2 separate regions of the Homo sapiens genome follow, and region 2 is linked to region 1. Evidence: read pairs that join two places in POLR2A ChIA-PET (ENCODE). Cell type or tissue: HepG2. All regions are shown on one strand. Links, peaks and the distances in the headings refer to the core of each region. The heading gives the core; the rest is flanking DNA.

Region 1 (10,899 bases), core at 2,614-7,613:
ATCTGAAGTAACTAAACCTTTCTGAGCCTCAGTTTCCTCATCTGTAAAATGGGAATAGATTGAAACCTGTTTCTCAGAATGGCTGGGAAGGTGGAATGAGATCCTGCACATGTGGCTCAGCAAACAGAGTTTAGTGGTCAATGAGAGCTTTGAGAAAGTGGCCCATGCCATCCAGAGGGGACAGGGGAACCACTGCGGGAGTTCCAAGAAGGGAGTGGTCATCAGAAATAAAGGTGGCATTTGCTCTTAGACATGAATGGAGGACAAGTTTACAAAGGAGGACAGCCAGAGCAAAACCGCAGAGGCTTGGGGGCTCAGGAGGTTGGGGAAGGGAGTAGGCTGCCTAGGTCAACGGCCTCATCCTGGTCCCAGGCTGCAAGGTCCCATGGGCTAGCAGCGTCTGTGATATCTATGTGGTCCCCAGAGGGCACGTGCTTCATGAAGGCTCTGAAGCCAGGAGGAAATGCCGCTTCAGATGGCAGATTCCAGAGCCCTGGGCCCAGGGAGCACAGGGCCAGGTCTGGAGGGAACTAGGGCTTGGGTAATTGCATAACCAGAACCACTCGCTGGGCTCAGAGCTAAAAATATGCCCCAGGCAGCTACCTCTGCCAGGGCCTCACCAGGCACCCAGCGTGGGAAAGGCTGATTCAGCCTGGGCACAGATGCCGGGTGCTGTTGGTCTCAGCCCTCTAAGGGAAGCAGGTAGGTTTCCCTCTAAGGGGATCTCCAAGGGTTCCAGTATATGGGTAAGAGCCTGGGTTCCAGTCCTGGTTTTGCCATTTCCTACTCAGTTTCCTCATCTCTAAAATGAGAATGATCTCACTGTCCCATGGGAACTTGGGGTGGGCATGAGAGGTCAAATAAGGCAGCATAAAAGAAGGTGCCAGGCACATCACATAGGAGCTATTTTCCCTCTCGGGCTTGGGCTAGCTCAGTCAGCCACCGCAGCCTGCCAAGCTGTCCCCCAGCCTCTCTCCAGCAGGAGGAACTCAACTCCTCCCCGCATGGCCCCTCCAGGTACCTATGTCCGCACCCCTACTCCAGGAGAGCCCTGCAGAAACAGGAAGAGGGATGCAAGGGTCATATATTCCCCAAGGCAGTTTTCCTGGCCAAACACTGAAGCTCACCAGCCGAAGGGATGTGATCTTCTGGAGCCCCTTCCCCACCCCAGGCTGCAAAGGGTGATATCCCCAATGGACAACTGAGACCTACAAGAGGTCATTGCTGTTCCATGCCATATCTGTCCATATAGCACCCTTGAGAGCCCTAAGTCCACTCCAAATGGATAAAGCCAAATATGGGTGCCAGAGAGGGGGAGGGAAGAACCTGAGGACACACAGCAAACCCGAGACCTCAGGGGCAGTGAGACGCAGGCCAAAGAGCCACCAAGAGTTCCAAAGGACAGTGTGAGATAACTCACCCGAGGCCCACGTGCACCAGGGATTCCAGGTAGCCCAGGTAGCCCAGGGGGACCCTGAGGAGAAAACAAGAAGACAGCATTAGACAGTGCCCACTGGCAGCAGAGAATGGGCTCAAGCAGTCATTCAACAATCCCGCCTGCAGCTGTGGGCATGGATAGTCCGCGGCTAAGAGGAGGAGTCCCCTGAGGTCCCTGCCCTGAGAAATTCATGCTCTTTGGGGCTTTTGGGCTTTCATAGCTACTATTCAGTCACTGACGCCCTCATCATTTATCACCCAGCTAACTTAGGGTGTCACCTTCTCCAGAAAACCTTCCCCAAGTTGGACAAAGTCCCTTCTTTTCCTCTATTTTAAAGACCGCTATCTTACTTGGGGAATTATCTGCTTAGAAGCCTGTGTCTCCCATCAGATGACAGTCTCCTCAAAGGAACTAAGGGGATATGAGTCATCTGCCTATCCCCAGGGCTCAGCCAAACGTTTGATAAAATAAAACAGCCAGAAACCTCAGAGCTCAGCCAAATTCTCTGCAGAATCAGAACAGAGAAGGGACTTGGCCAAGGTCACACCAAGTATCTCTGCCCCACAAACAGGCAGCACAGCACACAGAGCATGGCATGGGTTTTTGAATCAGACATGCCTGGGTTCAGATCCCTGCCTGCCGCTGACAAAATGCACAAGTCTTTAGCCAGCTTGTGCCCATACAAACGGAGGCAATAAAACACTCCCCATGGGATTCCAAGGATGACATGAGAGATGATAAATGTTAACACGGTGCCTGGTATGTAACTGGCACTCAAATTTTCTATCTGTTCCCATGGCCACAGCATGGTCCAGCCTTCATCACCACTCCCCAAGAACCGGCAGCAGCCCCCTCAGTGGTCTCCCTGCCTCTACTCTCTCCTCCCTCCCCTCTGCAGTCCTCCTCCACACAGCCTCATTCACCTTCCAAAAGCCCTCCCCTGCTCAACAACATTTAAGGGCTCCCCATTTCCCACAAGTGAAAAACCTAACCCTGAAGCTCAGCATTTAAGGAGCATCTGTGTGTCCTCATCTCTTTTCTCTTTACACAGGAAGGGAGGCAGCCGAGCAGACTTACTGAAGGATGAGCTGATCTTTGTTCAAATCCTGGCTTTACCACTTAATAGCTGCACACTTCCTGCAGTTCCTCCCACTTATCTGAGTCTCAGATGCTCCCCGTTAAGATGGGTCCAATAGCTACCACTGCATTTACCTCGAAGGAGTAAATGAGGATTAACTAAGCGCCTGATGTGAAGAACTGTGCCTGCAGCCTTTGAAGGAAGCCAGGCTTTCGAGGATGTGTGAGGCCTGGGGAATTCATTTGTTTCAAATAACCATCAATGAGATTCCAGATTTCCTGCCCAGAGTTAAAATCGGTGTTGAAAACCCAGTCTGGTTTGGCTGGTAATTAATCCAGATCTCATGCTGGGCAGTCTCGGCTCACAGTTCTGGCCTGTGAACACCACGTGCTTGCTCGTCCATGAATAAAAATCAGAGGAGAGATCCAGACAGGCAGATATGGGTACCAAGGTCACTGGGCAAGAGCCCTGAGCAGAAGGAGGAGGGTCTGTTTTGTGACCTCGGGCAAGTCCCAGCTACCTCTGAGCATCCAGAGACCTCTGGCCAAATTGGCGGCAGAGTTCCAGGGGTGGGTAGAGGGGTTGTCTGGTTTTGTGGGTTCTGGACTCTGGGTGCCAGTCTTACCCACTTCTCCTCTCCAGCTGTCTCTGGGCAGTAGAGTATGGTGTAACACCACGGGCCTGGGTTCACATAGGGCACCCCCCCCCACCCACCTACTATCTGGGTGGCTTTGAGCAAAGCTATTTCCAGGCTCCAAGCCTTTTTTCTATTACTGTAAAATGAGGTTAATAATAGCACCTAGCCGACAGATAATCTATAACAAGTGCTAATCCTGGTGTCTGGCACCCAATTAATGCTCAAAAAAAATGTTAGCTGTTATTTCTGTGAAGCAAGCTTCTGGAACGTCCTCAACTCAAAATTTTAAGCCATCCTCCTTCACATCTGTTTCTAGGGGACAGCAAAAGATGTCCCTTCTTAGAAGGCCCTCCTTGACCCAACTGTCCCAGGTGGACCCAGAATTAAAGAAAAAGCAGGGGGCTGAGACGAAGCATACTGTAGGTATACCATGCCGTTTCAACAGGTAAGAAACCAGAGAGAGGTTCAGAGAGGAAAAGTGACTTGCCCAGTGCCACACAGCTAACAAGAGGCAGAGCCTGGATTCAAACCCAGGACCACTGGACCTGTTCTCCTACCCTGGGCAGCTGCCACACAATCTTGGTTGAGTGTGACTCTAACTAGGTATATGGCCTTGAGTAAGTCCCTTCTCTTCTCTGGACATCTGTGAAATGAAGATCCTGGAAACTTCCTGGCACTGGCATTTCCTGAGTTGCGGAAAGCCAAGGTGGGGGTAATTTCCTCTGCTACATTATCAAGTGAAGAGGAAAAGCGAGATTCTTCCCATCTCACAGAGAAGGCAAAGACCCAGCAGGGTGAAGGGCTTGTCCAGGACTCCGGGGAGGAACAGGCTCCGTGGGTGCAGCTCCTTCATGGACCCTGGTGGGGCTGCAGCTGCAGAGGCCTGGACACTCCCTCTTGGCATGTCTTCTGCCCCAGAAATAGGGGCATCCAGGATAGAGTCTGACCTCATCCACCACATCTGCAGAGCAGACTCTGAGTGCCACTCAGGACCCAGGGTCCAGCCTGGTGATGTCAGCCCACAGGCGGACTCCTTGACGGGGCGGCCCCAGCTTCGGGCCTGGCCAATCCCTTCACTCCACCTTCAACCTGGGTGGGGACCGCCGGCTGCCCAGTGCTAGCCACGGGCTGGACCCTCCCCTACTCAGTGCCCACTTTGCTCGTGGCGAGCACGGGTGCCCCCTGGCCCCTCTCCCCTGATCCGAGACCCTGCCTGTTCTCTCCGCAGTGGAAAAACGCTGCCATTTCTTTCCAGGGCCTGAAGCCTGAGCGGGTGACTCTGGGATGATTCACGAGGCCGGGGTGGGATTTTCCACTTTGCGTTGCAAACAACGGGGCCTCTGAGAGGGCCTGGAGCTGAGGGGGAGCAGAGCGGGGGCTCAGGCCTGCCTGGGGGAGGTGGAGGAGGCCTGGGCTCCAGGCGTACGCAAACAGAGCCATGGAAACAACCAAGCAGACCCCTCGGGGCTTCCCCCAAGGGTCCTGGCCTCTGACAGCCAGATCTAGGGGAACCCCATCCTACGGAACAAGTCCACCGTTGTGTCCAGCTGGAAGAGCCTCTGCCTGCCAAGCAATGAGAGGTTTTACAAGCCTGGGGTTTAGGAGACCAAAGTCCGATCCTAGGTGTGCTGCTACCTACCATGTGACCCTGAGCAATGTCCTTTTGATCTCTAGGCCTCGACTCTGTGTCTGTAACCTGTTGGGGGTAGATAGGGGGCCTCAAAGGGCTCTCCCATCTCTGACCATCTGAGCTCATGATTATTCCTAAGAATTCACACAGGGCACCCAGACTTCCCTAGCCTCTGTCCTGGGAAGGACCTGCTGGAACAGAGCTTCTTGGCATCAGTACAGCTCTGTATGACCTTGAGCAAGTTACTTAATCTCCCTGGGCCTCCGGGCCTTAGTTTGTCCAGCTGTGAAATGGGAATGTAATACCCATATTCTGAGATGGCATATGCATGCTGGTTCTTCTCCATTTACTCCCCAGATCTGTGCCGTGCCCTGGGAAGCTGACTTCTACAGATTATACCCCGGCCTTCCTTGACCTCTGGCTTCCAGCTGGGTTTGGCCAATGGGAGACCCCAGGAAGAGAGTGCACAGAAGGGAGGACAGGGTATATTTCTCTCCCTGTGCCCTCTCTGCTGTGCTATAATTTGGCTGCAGCTGTATTCGCCCATGGCCCCTGCTTCTGTGAGGAGACCCCTGCTCAAGGTTTTAACTCTTATTGGGTTCTGGGAACATCTTTCCCTGGGACCTTCTGGTCTGGGTGTGGTAACAATTTCCTGCAGTTTCCAGGCCCCTTGTGTTTCACCTGCCTCTGCTGGTTCCCTTGATGCTGTCCACCCCTCCGTAAATAGTCTGTTCCTTTAACTCTCCCCAGTGAGTCTGGGCCCTGCCTGGAGGTCAGGAGATCGAGACCATCCTGGCTAACATAGTGAAGCCTTGTCTCTACTAAAAATACAAAAAATTAGCCAGGCATGGTGGCACATGCCTGTAATCCCAGGTACTTAGGAGGCTGAGGCAGGAGAATTGCTTGAACCCAGGAGGCGGAGGTTGCAGTGAGCTGAGATCGCACCACTATACTCTAGCCTGGGCAACAGAGCAAGACTCTGTCTCAAAAAAAAAAAAATGGGGGCAGTCCTCCCCCAAACCCCCGCTGTCTAGCTGACATGTGTCATGACACTCTTATCCATTCAGGCTCCCTGCTGTCCCTGCTCCACCGACTAACCCCAGGTTAGTATTTTCATAGCACAGTTCTCCAAGCAAATGTGAGACTATGTCCAGACCCTCCCAGTTCTCTCAGTGCACCAAAGTCCCCACCTCAACACCCACCATCAGTCCACAATCACAGCCATGACAATCTACCAGGACCCAGGTTTCATATGTGCTTTACTCCCCTCCCCCCGACCCCCGCATCTCACTGAATCCATGTAACGACCCTGGAAAGGTAGGTGGCACCGTATCCCCATTTTATAGAGGCAGAAACTGAGGCTTAGAGAGGTTAAGTGATTTGCCAAAGGTCATACAGCACCAGGCATCTACAGGACGTTCAGTTAACAATTGTGCAAAGAATGAATGGATGGCTGAATAAGGGAATGGTTCAAATCCAGGTTGTCCCAAATCCAAAGCCTATGTTCTTTTGCAGTCCACATGGCCTCCTCATCTCCCTGGCAGGAGAGTTCTGGGTAACCTCAAGGAACCCCGCCTGGGAGTCAGGACGACCTGCATTTCGTAAGGATCAAATTCTTTTGTTCATTTCATAGATAGATAGTCACAGAGCACGTGGTGTGGGCCAGGCCCTTAGCGGCGTCTTCCCGAGGGGACATTTGCAAAAAGTGCAAGCACGGGCAAATGCCAGTGGCCTGATCGTGAATAAATAAGGCCTTGACTCGCCTCCTCTCAGGCGTGGGGCTTCTGTGCAGCTTCTGTGCAGGGCTGTGAACCACGGCCTCCCCGCCCCAACTCACCCAGGGCCAAGCTCAATTTTTCCATGTTCCCCCCTCCTGGGGCTCCCACAGAGCTTCCTCACTCAGCAGCTACAACTCCTGGCAGGCCTGGGCCCAGAACTCTGTCTCTGCCTCTGCCAGTTGCTCTCGTGCCCTGAACCCCGAGGAGCAGGTTTGCACATGCAGACACAGCCACTGCACCTTTCTCAAACACTGAAAGGTCCCACAGTCATTTCTAAGGGGAGAGCTGTCCCAACACCCTATTTCAGTGGAAGACTGAGCCCTGGGGAGAGGAAAGAATTTCCTCAAAGTCACTCAGCAAAACTAGATAAGATAGCCCAAATTACTTCATTTCTACTACAGCTGTTTTTTGAGACAGAGTCTTACTCTGTTGCCCAGGCTGGAGTGCAGTGGCATGATCTCGGCTCATCACAACCTCCACTTCCCAGGTTCAAGGGATTCTCCTACCTCGGCCTCCCAAGTAACTGGGATTACAGGCGCACACCACCATGCCTGGCTAATTCTTGTATTTTTGGTAAAGACAGGGTTTCACCATGTTGGCGAACTCCTGGCCTCAAGTGATCCGCCTGCCTCGGCCTCCCAAAGTGCTGGGATTATAGGTGTGAGCCACCACGCCCAGCCTCTACTACAGCTTTATATGCAAATAAAATTTACGCACATTTTCAGGCCACCCTCCCCACCAGAGGTGGGAGCTATTATCATCTTATGTTCTACAAAAACAGGCTCAGCATGGATCAGTCACAGAGCTAAAAGGGGTGGAGTCAGGATTTGAACCCAAGTCTGCATGTGCCTGGATGGGGGACAATTAAGCTCTTCTCCTGGGCAGCTGGAGCTTCTGTTCTGCTGGGCTTAGATCCTGGATATATATGGGGGTCAAGGGAAGACAGCAGAGGCCAGAAAGAATGAGAGTTCATTTCATCACCGTTCAAAGATGCCTCTTCCATTACATTATTCTGGTATCTGGTGAAGAAGTGACCAGGTTGCCATCTGCTACACAGTGGACAAAGATTCTACCAGCTTCCGGGTTCCTCCTAGGGTGGGGACAGGGGATAGCATGGGGCCTGAGACAGGGATGTCACCCGGGCAGGTTGGTGTCTTCCCCTTGTCCTCAGTAGTCAGGGCTGAAGGAGCAGAAAGAGCCTCAGCCCTGGCCAGAAGTCAGGGACCACAAGTTGCATCCCAGCTCCTTCAGGAACACGCTGGGAGCCTTTGGCGGGGTCCTTTATCTCTTTCCAACCCCTCTTGGATCATCTGTGGGGCAGGGATGAACACACACAGCCTGCCCTCCTCAACCAGTTTTCATGAGGTCCTAAAGGAGACACCGCGCCTGTGGAAGCAGCTCATAAACTTGATGGGTTATCGAATCGGAAGCTTCTTTAGGCCAGGCACAGTGGCTTAAGCCTGTCATTCTAGCGCTCTGGGAGGCTGAGGCAGGAGGATCACTTGAGGCCAGGAGTTTAAGACCAGCCTGGGCAACATAGTGAGACCCAGACTCTACAAAAAAAGTGAAAAAATTAGCCGGACATAGTGGCACGTGCCTGTAGTCCCAGCTACCTGGGAGGCTGAGGCAGGAGGATGAATTGAGCCTGGGAGATTAAGGATGCAGTGAGCTGTGATCACACCACTGCACAGCAGCCTGGGTGATAGAGTGAGACCCTGTCTCTAAAAAAAAAAAGAAAAAGATTCTTTAGATGTTGAGCCCTTCCTTTGAGGCCAGGGACAGTAGTGACTCCTGTCTGAAGCCCCCAGTCCCCCAGATCTGAGTCCCAGAGCCTCAGAGTGGACACTCAGGGCAGTGGGATGGAACGTGCTAGTCTTGGAGGCTACAGTCTGGAATGTAAACTTCAACTCCACCTCCTCCGTGCTGCGTGGCCTTGGGCAGGTCCTGGCCCTCTCTGAGCGCAATTTCCTCACCTGCCCAATGAGGAAAGTTGAACTAAGTCATCCCCAAGCAACCACTGACTGACCAGTTTCATTTCAGTGCCTCCTCTTTTTCAAAGAGATTTGGAAGGAGGCCTCGCTTCCTGCTGACCCAGAGCCCCAAGCCCCAGGAAAAAGTATTTGACTCAGACATACAGCAGACCCAAGATACTATAGAATCTGCCCTGGGCCAGCTCCGCTCCTCTCTCCACACCACACAAATTCTTGGGAGGGAGGGCCGGCCTCCTCCTCAGGGCTGGGTTGTGCTGTGTGGCCAGAATTGAGACCATGGACCTCACCATGTCAGGAGGGGGCAATTCCCCTTTTGACCTCACCGCCATTGAGCCCAGCACGCACACAGCGTGGGAAGCTGAGCTGTCAGGGCCCCAAGGCACCTGGTGCCAGAGTTGGCCTGGGTTGGCTGGAGAGGTGAAAAGGGTTCCTCGTTCTTTCCACAAGAAAGTGGTGGCTCCCAACTCTCTACGCTGCCAATTTCAGAACACGGAACTTGAGCAGAACGTTGACATAATTGCAAAGCAATGCATACAGTTTCCATAAGTTCGACAATATGGTTATAATAAAGGCAGACTCTCCGTCCTCTTGGAGACAGGCTGGATAAATATTATTCCTAATGATTATTAAAACTCATTAAGTGTGTTTGGAAGGCCTGGGAATTCCCAGCATCTGCCACTGTCTCCACATTGTAGGGAGCCCTAACCTCAAACACAGAGCCCAGTGGGAGAGCCGGCTTCAGGAAGGAGAGAGAGAGGCCACCACACGGTGGTCATCTCCAAGGCGGGAGAACAGAGCAGAGCCCTGAGCCTTCTGGAAACGCCATCCCATCATTCCCCACCCGGAGGAATTGGCCTCCAGCTGTGGGAAGGTCGTTGCCCCTAGAGACGGTCCCAGGCAAGCCGGAGGCATCGACCCTGAGACCATCCTGCAAATCGTGTTCTTTCTTCTCCCTTCCTCTTCCTTCTGGCCCACGCTGACCTTCTGCACCCCAAACTCCTACCGGGGGTTACAAATCAAACCCCTGCAGGTGCCAGGCAGGCAGGTAACATAAACGGGTGAAAGGACTGGTCGGAAGACTCAGTCAGGAGAAGTGGGGACCAGCACAGACAGGAGTGGACTTGTCCTAACGGGGTGGCTCAAGCACCATCGCATCTCCCACTTTCCAAGAGAAGTTGGTTGCTGAGTCTTTTTATAAGAAATCTCTCACATTTTTAAAATGTTAGTAAGTTATTGGATTTTTAAAAAAGAACACTGCACGTGCCAAACAAAACATATCCAGAGCTCCCCATGTGTGACCTTTGTCTGCAACTCTCAGACAAGCTGATGGGCCAGAAGGACCCCTGCTCCATGAGCTGGGAGAACGGGGCTTTGGAAGCTGCTTACTCACTGCATGATCTGGAGCCAGTCAGCTACGGGCCTTCCTTAAGCTGTTCGAGCTTTGCAGCTGGGTTAGCAAAGAACGGGCTTGGACCTGGGCCAACCAAAGCCCAGGGATGCTCTTCACCTGGGGGTAGCCACCAGACTTGAGTCTGTCCCAGCGGATCATGAATCTGGAGCAGGGTGGGCAATGATGCATTTAGCAGAGCCAGAGGAGCCGGGGGCCTGGCTGGAGCCAAGGATGTACCCATAACCAGCTCCCTGCTCTAAGCTGCTCCTTTTCCTGTCTTTACTAGGGGCAACCACTTGACCAATGCCCCAGTCCCCCACTGGAGCTCCAAGCAGCATGCAGACCCCACTCAGTCTTACCGGCAAGCCACAGTCTCCCTTGGGTCCCGGAGGCCCCATCAGCAGAGGGAAAGGCGTAGATCCTGCCAGGTGGAAGATCGAATAGCCACTGCTCGTGGGCCGGGGGCTGGAGGACAGGAATTGCGCCGGGGCCAATACCAGGGCCGGGGTGGTCTGCTGACTGGGCTGGGGCTGTCTGGGGCTAGGCCTGGTTGTCAGATCGCTCAAGGGGACATCCCTGGCTGCCTTCCCAGGTCTGAGGGGGACAGGCTTCCGGGGGCTGCTCTTGGGTCCGGCTTTCTTTGAGGCTTCCGATCCAATGGGCTTCTTGCTTCCAGTGGGAGCTGAGCCAGGAGTGGGGACGGCAGGTGCTGTTCTGGGAGTGCTGGTGCCCGAAGTTGGAGGTACCATCGTGGCTGGTGGCCGAGTACTCCTGGTAGAACCAGGAGTAGGGGCAGGAGATGAGGATAAAGCAGTAAATGGGGGAGGTTTGTGGGTGCTGGTGCGGGCAGAGGCCGGCTTACTGGCATGGCTGGTTATCTTGGCCTCAGTCCGAGCTAGTGTGGGAATGGGTTTTTTAGAGGAGCTGGTGGTAGGAGGTAGGGGCCGGGTGCTGGGC
Region 2 (8,394 bases), core at 3,096-8,095, 120 kb before region 1:
TTTCTGGTTGGGGTATCAGGATAATACTGGCTTCACAGAACCAGTTGCGTGATGTCCTAACTGTTCATTTTTGCACTCTGATGGCTGTCTCCTATACACCCATCAGGTGCAAAGAAGGGGTAATTTTAAAAACAGTCTTACTAAAGTAAAACTGAAGATAATAACTATACTATTTAAATTGTATAATCTGATTTGTTTTGACATATCTGTCTGTATTCACCCTTGTAATTGTCACAACAACCAAGACAATAACATCCCATAGCCCCAGAAACTTTCCTCACACCCTTTTGTAATCTTTCTTTCCTGCCTACCCTCCCATCTCCAGGAGCCATTGATCTATCTTCTTTCAATGCAGATTAGTTTGCATTTTCTATAATTTTATATAAATGAAATCACACAGTCTATACTATTTTTTATCTGAGTTCTTTCACTCAGCCTAATTATTTTGAGAATCATCTTATGTTGTTGCATATATTAATAGTTCAATCCATTTACTGATGAATTGTATTTCATTGCAAAATATACCACACTTTATCTATTCACCGGCTGATACACATTTGAGGTTTTTTTCAATTTGGGGCTATTATAAATAAAGCTGCTAAGCACCTTCAAGTATAGTCTTCATGTGGCTGAATGTCCTTATTTATGTAGGGTAAATATCTATGAGTGGAATGATTTGATTATACAATAGGGATATGCTTAACTTTCAAAGAAGCTGCCCAACTGATTCCATAGTGATTGTACCACTTTAAATTCCCATTATCAGCATTTGAAAGTTTCAGTTTCCCCATGTCTTTGCCAACACTTGGTATGGTTAGTCTTTTAAAACTCTTCACTATTTTAATAGGTATGCCATAGCATCTTATTGTGGTTTGAATGAGCATTTGTCTAATGACTAATGATATTAATCTTTTTCTCATGTGCTTATTTGCTATCAGTATACTTTCTTTGAAGTGTCTATTCAAATCTTCTGCCCATTTAAAAAAATTGGGCTGCTTATTTTTATTATTGAGTTTTGCGAGTTCTTTTTAGGTTCCGGATACAAATCCTTAATCAGATACATGATTTAGAAATATTTTCTTCCAGTATGTGGCTTGTCTTTTCATTCTCTTAATAGTGTCCTTTGAAGAGCAAAAGTTTTAAATGTTGATGAAGTCTGATTTATCACATTTTCTTTTCTGGGTCATGCTTTTGGTACCATATCTAAGAAATCTTTGTCTTATCCAAGTTCTTGAAGATGTCCTTCTATGTTCTAGAAGTGTTTTAATTTTCAGTTTTACATTTAGGTGTATGATCCAGGTTGAGCTAATTTTTGTACATGTTATGAGGCATCACTTGTCTGGCACCATTTGTTAGGAAAGACTATTTTGTATTTGCTGAATCGTCTTTGCACTTTTGTTAAAAATCAGTTGTCCAGGCCGGGTGTGGTGGCTGATGCCTGTAATCCCAGCACTTTGGGAGGCCGAGGTGGTGGATCACCTGAGGTTGGGAATTCAAGACCAGCCTGACCAACATAGAGAAACCCCATCTCTACTAAAAATACAAAATTAGCCGGGCATCGTGGTGCATCCCAGCTACTGGGGAGGCTGAAGCAGGAGAATCACTTGAATCCTGGAGGCGGAGGTTGCGGTGAGCTGAGATTGCACCATTGCACTCCAGCCTGGGCAACAAGAGTGAAACTCCATCTCAAAAAAAACAAAAAAACAAAAAAAAACCAGTTGTCCGTATATGTATGGTATATGTCTGGACCTTTCATTCTGTTCCTTTGATCTGTTAGTTATTTACGGCAATACCACAGTTTCGTGATGACTGCAGATTTGTAATAAGTCTTGAAATCAAGTGCCATTAGTCTGCCAACTTTGCTCTTCTCTTTCAATGTTGTTTTAGTTATTCTAAGTCCTTTATATTTCATATGTATATTAGGACCAACTTGTCATTTTCTACATGAAAACCCGATAAGCTTTACATTGGAATTGTGTTGAATCAATACACCAATTTGAAGAAATTTGACATCTTAATATTGAGTCTTTTGAAATATGCACACAGTATATATCTCCATTTATTTAAGTCTTCCTCAATTTCTCTTACCAGTGTTCTATAGTTCTCAGTGTACATATGTTGCACACTTAATGTCAGATGTATCTCTAAGTATTTCATGTTTTTATGCTATTATAAGTAGTATTGCTTTTTAGATTTCCATTTCTAATTGTTTGTTGCTAGTGTATAGAAATGCAATTCATTTGTGCACATTGATTAGTGTATAGAAATGCAATTCATTTGTGCTCATTGATTAGTGTATAGAAATGCAATTCATTTATGCATATTGCCTAGTATATACAATCACAATTCATTTGTGCATATTGATATGGTGTCTTGTGACCTTGTTAAACTCACTTATTCTAGTAGCTTTCTTGTGGATGCCAATGGATCTTCTACATAGACATTATTTCCTCTACAAATGAAAAGTTTTAATTCTTCCTTTTTGATATGAATACCTCCTATTTGTTTTTCTTGCCTTATTGCACTGGCTAGAATTGCCAGTACAATGTTGAATAGAAGTGGTGAGAACAGATATCCTTGACTTGTTTCTGCTCTGCTCCTTGGAAAAAAGCATTCAGTCAATCACTACTAAGTATGATGTTGACTAGGTTTTTCATGGATGTCCTTTATCAAGTTGAGGAACTTCTATACCTAGTTTGTTGAGAGTTTATCAGAAGTGGAGTTAGATTTTTCTCAAATGCTTTTCCTGCAACTACTGAGATGATCAAATGGGTTTTCTTTTTTGAGTCTGTTAATATAGTGAATTATACTGATTTATTTTCAAATGTTATACCATCCTTGTGTTCCTAAGATAAACTCCACTTGGTCTTGATGTATTATCCTTATTATATATTCTTAGGTTCCTCTAACTAAAATTTTATTGAGAACTGTGGTAGCTATATTTATGAAGCATATTGGTGTATTGTTTCCTTTTCTTGTAATATCTTGGTGTGGCTTTGACATCAGGGTAGAATCAGCCTCAAGGAAAGAGTTGGGAATTATTCTTCTCCTCTTCAATGTTCTGGAAAAGTTATGTAGAATTGGTATTCCTTCTTTTTTTTTTTTTTTTTTTTTTGAGACAGAGTCTCTCCCTGTCGCCCAGGCTGGAGTGCAATGGCACGATCTTGGCTCACTGCAACCTCCGCCTCCCAGGTTCAAGCGATTCTCCTGCCTCAGCCTCCTGAGTAGCTGGGATTACAGGTGTGCGCCACCACGCCTGGCTAATTTTTTTTTTTTTTTTGTATTGTTAGTAGAGATGGGGTTTCACCATTTTGGCCAGGCTGGTCTCAAACTCTTGACCTCGTGATCCACCCACCTCGGCCTCCCAAAGTGTTGGGATTACAGGCGTAAGCCACCGCGCCCAGCCGTTATTATTTCTTTTGTAAATGTTTAGTAGCATTTACCAGTGAAGCCATCTGGGCCCAGAGTTTCCTTTGTGGGAAGCTCTAACTACAGATTCAATTTCTTTAATAGATATAAGGCTATTTAGGTTATCAGTCTCTTCTTGATGACCTTTGGTAGTTTTGTCTTTCAAGGAATTTGTCCATTTCATCTAAGTCTTTAAATTTATTGTCATAAAATCATTTATAATATTCCCTTATTAGCCTTTTAATTTCTGTCATATCTGTAGTGACATTGCTCCCCTATCCCTGATACTAGTAACTTCTGTATCCTTTTTGTTGTTTTTGTTGTTTCCTGATTAGTCTGGCAAGAGGTTTATCAGTTTTACAGATCTCAAAAAGCTAACTTTTGATTTTCCTTTTTTTTTTTTTGGTTTATTTTTGATTTTCATTATTTCCTTCCCTCTGCTCACTTTGTTTTAAATTTGCCTTCTCCAGCCCCAACCCCCAGTTTCTTAAGACGGAATCCGAGACCATTTATTTGAGACCTGTCTTCTTTTCTAACACAGAAGTTATTACTATAAAGATCTCCCTATATATCAACAGCATTTCACCAATTTTTATATGCTGTTTTTTACTTTCATTCAATTCAAAATACTAACATCTCTTTTGGTCTCTTCTTTGACCCATGGGTCATTTAGACATTTGTTACTTAGTTTCCAGATGTTTGGAGATCTTTCAGATCTCTCTGTTATTGATTTATAATTTAATTTATTGATTGATTTTAAGGCTCAAAATAGTGTCTGTCTTGGTAAATGTTCTGAATGAACTTATAACGAATGTGTATCTTGCTGATATTGGATGTGGTGTTCTATAAATGTCAATTAGGTCATGTTGGTTGATAATGCAGTTCAAGACATCCTTACTGATCTTCTGTTTGCTTCTGTTCTACCCATTAGGAGAGAAATATATTGAAATCCTTGAGTATAATTGTGAATTTGTCTATTTCTCCTTGTAGCTTTATCAGTCTTTGCCTGATTATTTTGAAGATCTATTTTTAGGTGCATAAACATTTATGATTCTTATGCTATTTTGAAAAGTTGGCTTCTTTGTCATTATGAAAATACCTTCTTTATGACTGTTAGTAGTCTTTGCTCTGAAATTCATTTCATCTGATATTAAAATAGCTACTCCAGCTGTTTGGGATGAATGTTAGCACAGTATGTCTTTTTCTATATCTATCTTTAACCTACTTATATCTTTATATTTGAAGTGGATTTCTTGTAGCAGCAGATGTAGTTGGGTCTTGCTTTTTCATCCACTCTGACAATCTCAGCTTTAATTGGGGTATTGAAACTGTTTGTTGTGTGTTTTCTATTTGCCCTGTTTATTCTCTGTTCATTCTTCCTTCTTTTTCCAGGCAAGGGTGAGTTGAATGCAGCCTCTGGGACAGGGGGATGAAGGCAGTGAGGCACAGAATGAGCACTGGACTGGGAGTCAGGAGCGCCCACCTTCTGGTTGTGATCACCCTCTCCTCATTCTGAAGGAACCACTCAGGTCTCTTTCCTCAGCCTCCCCCACCACCTGGTTGAGGGGTGGCAGAATGGTATCTGGTACCCAGATTTTATACCTTGTCACAGAGCAAGGAGGTGGCTTCTGGGTCAGTGTGTTTGTGTGTGTGTATGAGTGTGCATGTGTTTGTACATGTAGGTGTATGTGAGTGTGTGCATGTGTGAGTGCGTGGGCATGTGTATTCTTTGGCGCTCACTCACCGGCTGGCCTTTGGACCCAGGCTCCCCCTGGTTTCCAGGGAGCCCCGTTCTGCCCTCTGTTCCTCGCTTGCCAGGGGGACCCAGCTGTCCGGGTAACCCACTCTCACCCTTAAAGAAACACACAAAAAATTACCAGTCAAAGTGGGAAGGGGTTCTAAGGCAGGAGGAGGCGGAGGGGGCCTGGGAGAGCCAGAACAGTGATTCCACAGGGTACCCGAGATTGCAGAATGCTGGGGCAACAAATGGAGGCCTGGTGGGGTAGGGGTGACAAGACTTTCACCTCCCAAAGAGGAAGGTCTCTGTCTCTCCTCTCGCATTCCGGGCCCTGCCTTCCCCTCTCCTCTCCCACAATTCCTCTCCTCCTTATTGCTTTTCCCCAACAGCATGCAGTTCCCTCCTTCAAACCTCAGCTCACACTCGTAGAATGCCTCCTCCCCATTTATTTATTTATTTTTATTTTTTTAGACAGAGTCTCGCTCTGCCGCCCAGGCTGGAGTGCAGTGGTGCGATCTCAACTCACTGCAACCTCTGCCTCCCCAATTCAAGCGATTCTCCTGCCTCGGCCTCCCGAGTGGCTGGGACTACAGGTGCCTGCCACCATGCCCAGCTAATTTTTGTATTTTTAGTAGAGACGGGGTTTCCCCATGTTGGCCGGGCTGGTCTCGAACTCCTGACCTCAAGTGATTCGCCAGCCTCAGCCTCCAAAATGCTGGGATTACAGGTGTGAGCCACTGTGTGGCCACCTTTTCCCCTTCTATTCTCATTCACATCTTCCCTGGGTCAAGGCCATCGCTCCCTCCGCCTCCTGTGTCTCAGAGGGTTCCAATCTTTCCCCCAATTAAACCTCGAGCTCAGAGAGGGCAAGAACCACATCTGAGTCATTCATCTACATCTCCCCTTCAGTGTCCAGCCCTTGGCTCTGACGGATTCATGGGGGCCCCCTCCTCCCACGCGGCACTGGGAAGCTTTCTAAGGATGCCTTGGGGATCCCGGCTGCAAGCAACGTGTTGTTCCACAAATGTCCACGAGAGGGCGCCCGTGGACAACTCAAAAACCAGTTGAAGGTTTCAAGGGCCTGGTAGGGGCGATATTTACAGCTCCCCAGATGAACTATCATTCTGGTTCAAGCTTGGGGCAGGACCCCCAAGCACTGCTGACGGAGAAAGGTCAACAATGTGGACTCCATTTTCACACAGGCCCTGGGACATGGGTGCCCAAAGGGTCGGAACCACTAGAGTCTGCATCAAGGCAGAAAGGGCAGAGGGTGGGTAAGTGTATTAAGAGGTATCTGACCTTGAATCCTGGGGGTCCCTGTGCTCCAGGTAAGCCGGCCACACCTGGATTTCCTCTCTTCCCAGCAGGGCCCATGGGGCCAGGGTCCCCATCGTCTCCCTGCTCCCCCTGTTAAGAAAGCAGGCAGAGGAGGGTCTCTTGTGTTTCACGATACAGCCAAGGAAGCAGATGGCTCAACGCCTGGGCAAACCCTGGGTGAAGCTGGAGGAAGGGGTCACACTCCAGGATGGAGGTCAGACGGCCTGTGTGTGATGTGGCTGGACCAGGAGGACAGGAGGAGCTGAGGATTGTGAGTGGGGAAGGGCGGGATTCTGAGTGAGGAAGGGGCGGGAGAGGAACCCTATCCACCAGGCAGGGGAGGAAAGGAAGGTCTTTCTGGGTGCTGGCATCCAGGAGAGACAGTCAGAAGGTCCACACTCCCAGGTGCCAGGGGAGGAGATGGTTGCCCACCCCAGAGAACTTCTGGATGTGTTGGTTCTGCCCATCCAAGTTTCCAAACGGGCTCCTCTGGCCCATGGCCTGGGGAAGTTCCCCTACACCTGGTCCCAAATGGAGCCACCATCTGTTAATGCCAATTCCCGCTCACCTGCTGTCCTGCTTGCCCGTCCCTGCCAGGAAGCCCATCTGGTCCAGCGATGCCCTCGAGGCCCTGTCTCCCCACCACGCCCCGGGGCCCTGGCAGCCCCTGCAGGCCCTGGGGGGTACATAAAAAGCTGGTGAGGGCATTTGGTGCAGGGAGTGGGAGGAGGGCGGGTGTGGGGGGCGGGCAGGGAGGTTGGCTGGAAACAGCAGCTGTAGTCACTCACCTGGACCCCCCTCCGGCCTGGGGCCCCTGCCTTGCCTTGCTTTCCCTTTGGTCCCTGAAAAATCAAGGGCCACATGATGGAGGCTGCCTGGTAGAGGTGTGGGACCCTAGGGGCTCTGGAAGGAGGGACTGAGAGGATTGTGGGCCCCTGGGTGAACATCTGATGCCACAGATGTACCCAAGCACTCTGGCCTGGAAGCCTGGGGCCAGAGCTGGCCTTGGAACCTCCTGGGGCTGTCACTGAGCCTGCTCTGGGCCTTGGTGTCCCCTCACTGGCATTGACAATTTTCTGGGAGGAGCCAGAGGCCACAGTTCCACTGGATCTTTTAGAGACTAGGTATCACCGAGGCAGGCAGGTGAGGGGGGCGCACCCGGGGGAGGGAAAGAGCATTAAGAGAGCACTGGCCCAGTCTGGGGGCTGGGGGAAGGCAGGGGCCCTGGGGCAGAGGCAGGAAGTGGCTCCTGCTCAAGCACCCTGTCTCTGCCTCCTCTTCCTCCAGACCCCCTCAATTGACTTCTCCCAGTTTTCTCTCTACAGTGTGGTGAGCCCTGGGTTCAAGTCACTCTGGTTGGCCTCAGGCAGTTGGCTCCCCTCCTGGAGCCCCAGTGAAATGGGGCTGATTGTCCCTCCTCACTCAGGCTATTTGAAGGGAGATGGGGTCATGGCCAGAAGCAGCCTGCCGGGCTCCTGGTGGGCCGCCCCTCCCTACCCTGCCTCGCAGCCTCTGCAGCCTGCGTTTGGTTTGCTGTGTGACTGTGGGTCAGGCTTCCCCCTTCCTGGGACTCAGTCTCCCTGCTGAACCCCCGGCCCTCTTACCTCTGCGCCTTTCGATCCTTTGGGTCCCGGCCACCCCCGGGGTCCCGGATGCCCCTGCAAACCAAGGTGAGATGACGCAAGGCAGCCCCAGGATTCTCTCCCGGGGAGGGTGGCCAGTCTCCGCCTGGAGGGGGAGGGGTGGGGAGGGGTTTGGGGGTGCAGGTTCTGGGGGCATCCCCAGGGTCAGGGCAGGAGAAACAGAAATGGCTGCCCCAGACCCTCCTGCAGGGAGGGTCCCTTTAAGCTTTAAAGGGCCTAGTTCTTTAATTCCCACTGCTCCGCCCCACTCAGGGTGGGAGGCAGGGATGGGACACGAAGCACCACTCA

Evidence for each region. Peaks named below come from ENCODE experiments on the same cell type or tissue, not always from the same donor. Only the 100,000 strongest peaks of a DNase experiment are listed, where the experiment ranks them.
Region 2: POLR2A ChIA-PET joins it to region 1 with 6 read pairs; 3 of 35 experiments call an interaction of 5 or more read pairs at or near these places.

Annotation. Positions count from the first base shown.
Region 1 is chr9:114,168,866-114,179,764 of GRCh38, reverse strand. It overlaps COL27A1 (collagen type XXVII alpha 1 chain), which reads right to left. Exons shown (of 61, transcript NM_032888.4): 3 at 10,302-10,899; 4 at 1,421-1,474. Among named protein-coding and RNA genes, the nearest start is that of COL27A1, 19 kb to the right of the region's middle. In HepG2, for the core only: a CTCF peak has its summit at 4,830; DNase peaks (open chromatin) are centred at 4,164 and 4,804.
Region 2 is chr9:114,288,969-114,297,362 of GRCh38, reverse strand. COL27A1 (collagen type XXVII alpha 1 chain) reads right to left here. Exons shown (of 61, transcript NM_032888.4): 45 at 8,068-8,121; 46 at 7,252-7,305; 47 at 7,032-7,139; 48 at 6,446-6,553; 49 at 5,153-5,260. LOC124902252 (a long non-coding RNA gene) reads left to right here and starts at 6,550. Exons shown (of 3, transcript XR_007061741.1): 1 at 6,550-6,734. RefSeq lists an enhancer at 7,957-8,394. In HepG2, for the core only: a CTCF peak has its summit at 6,192 (motif pointing right); a DNase peak (open chromatin) is centred at 6,182.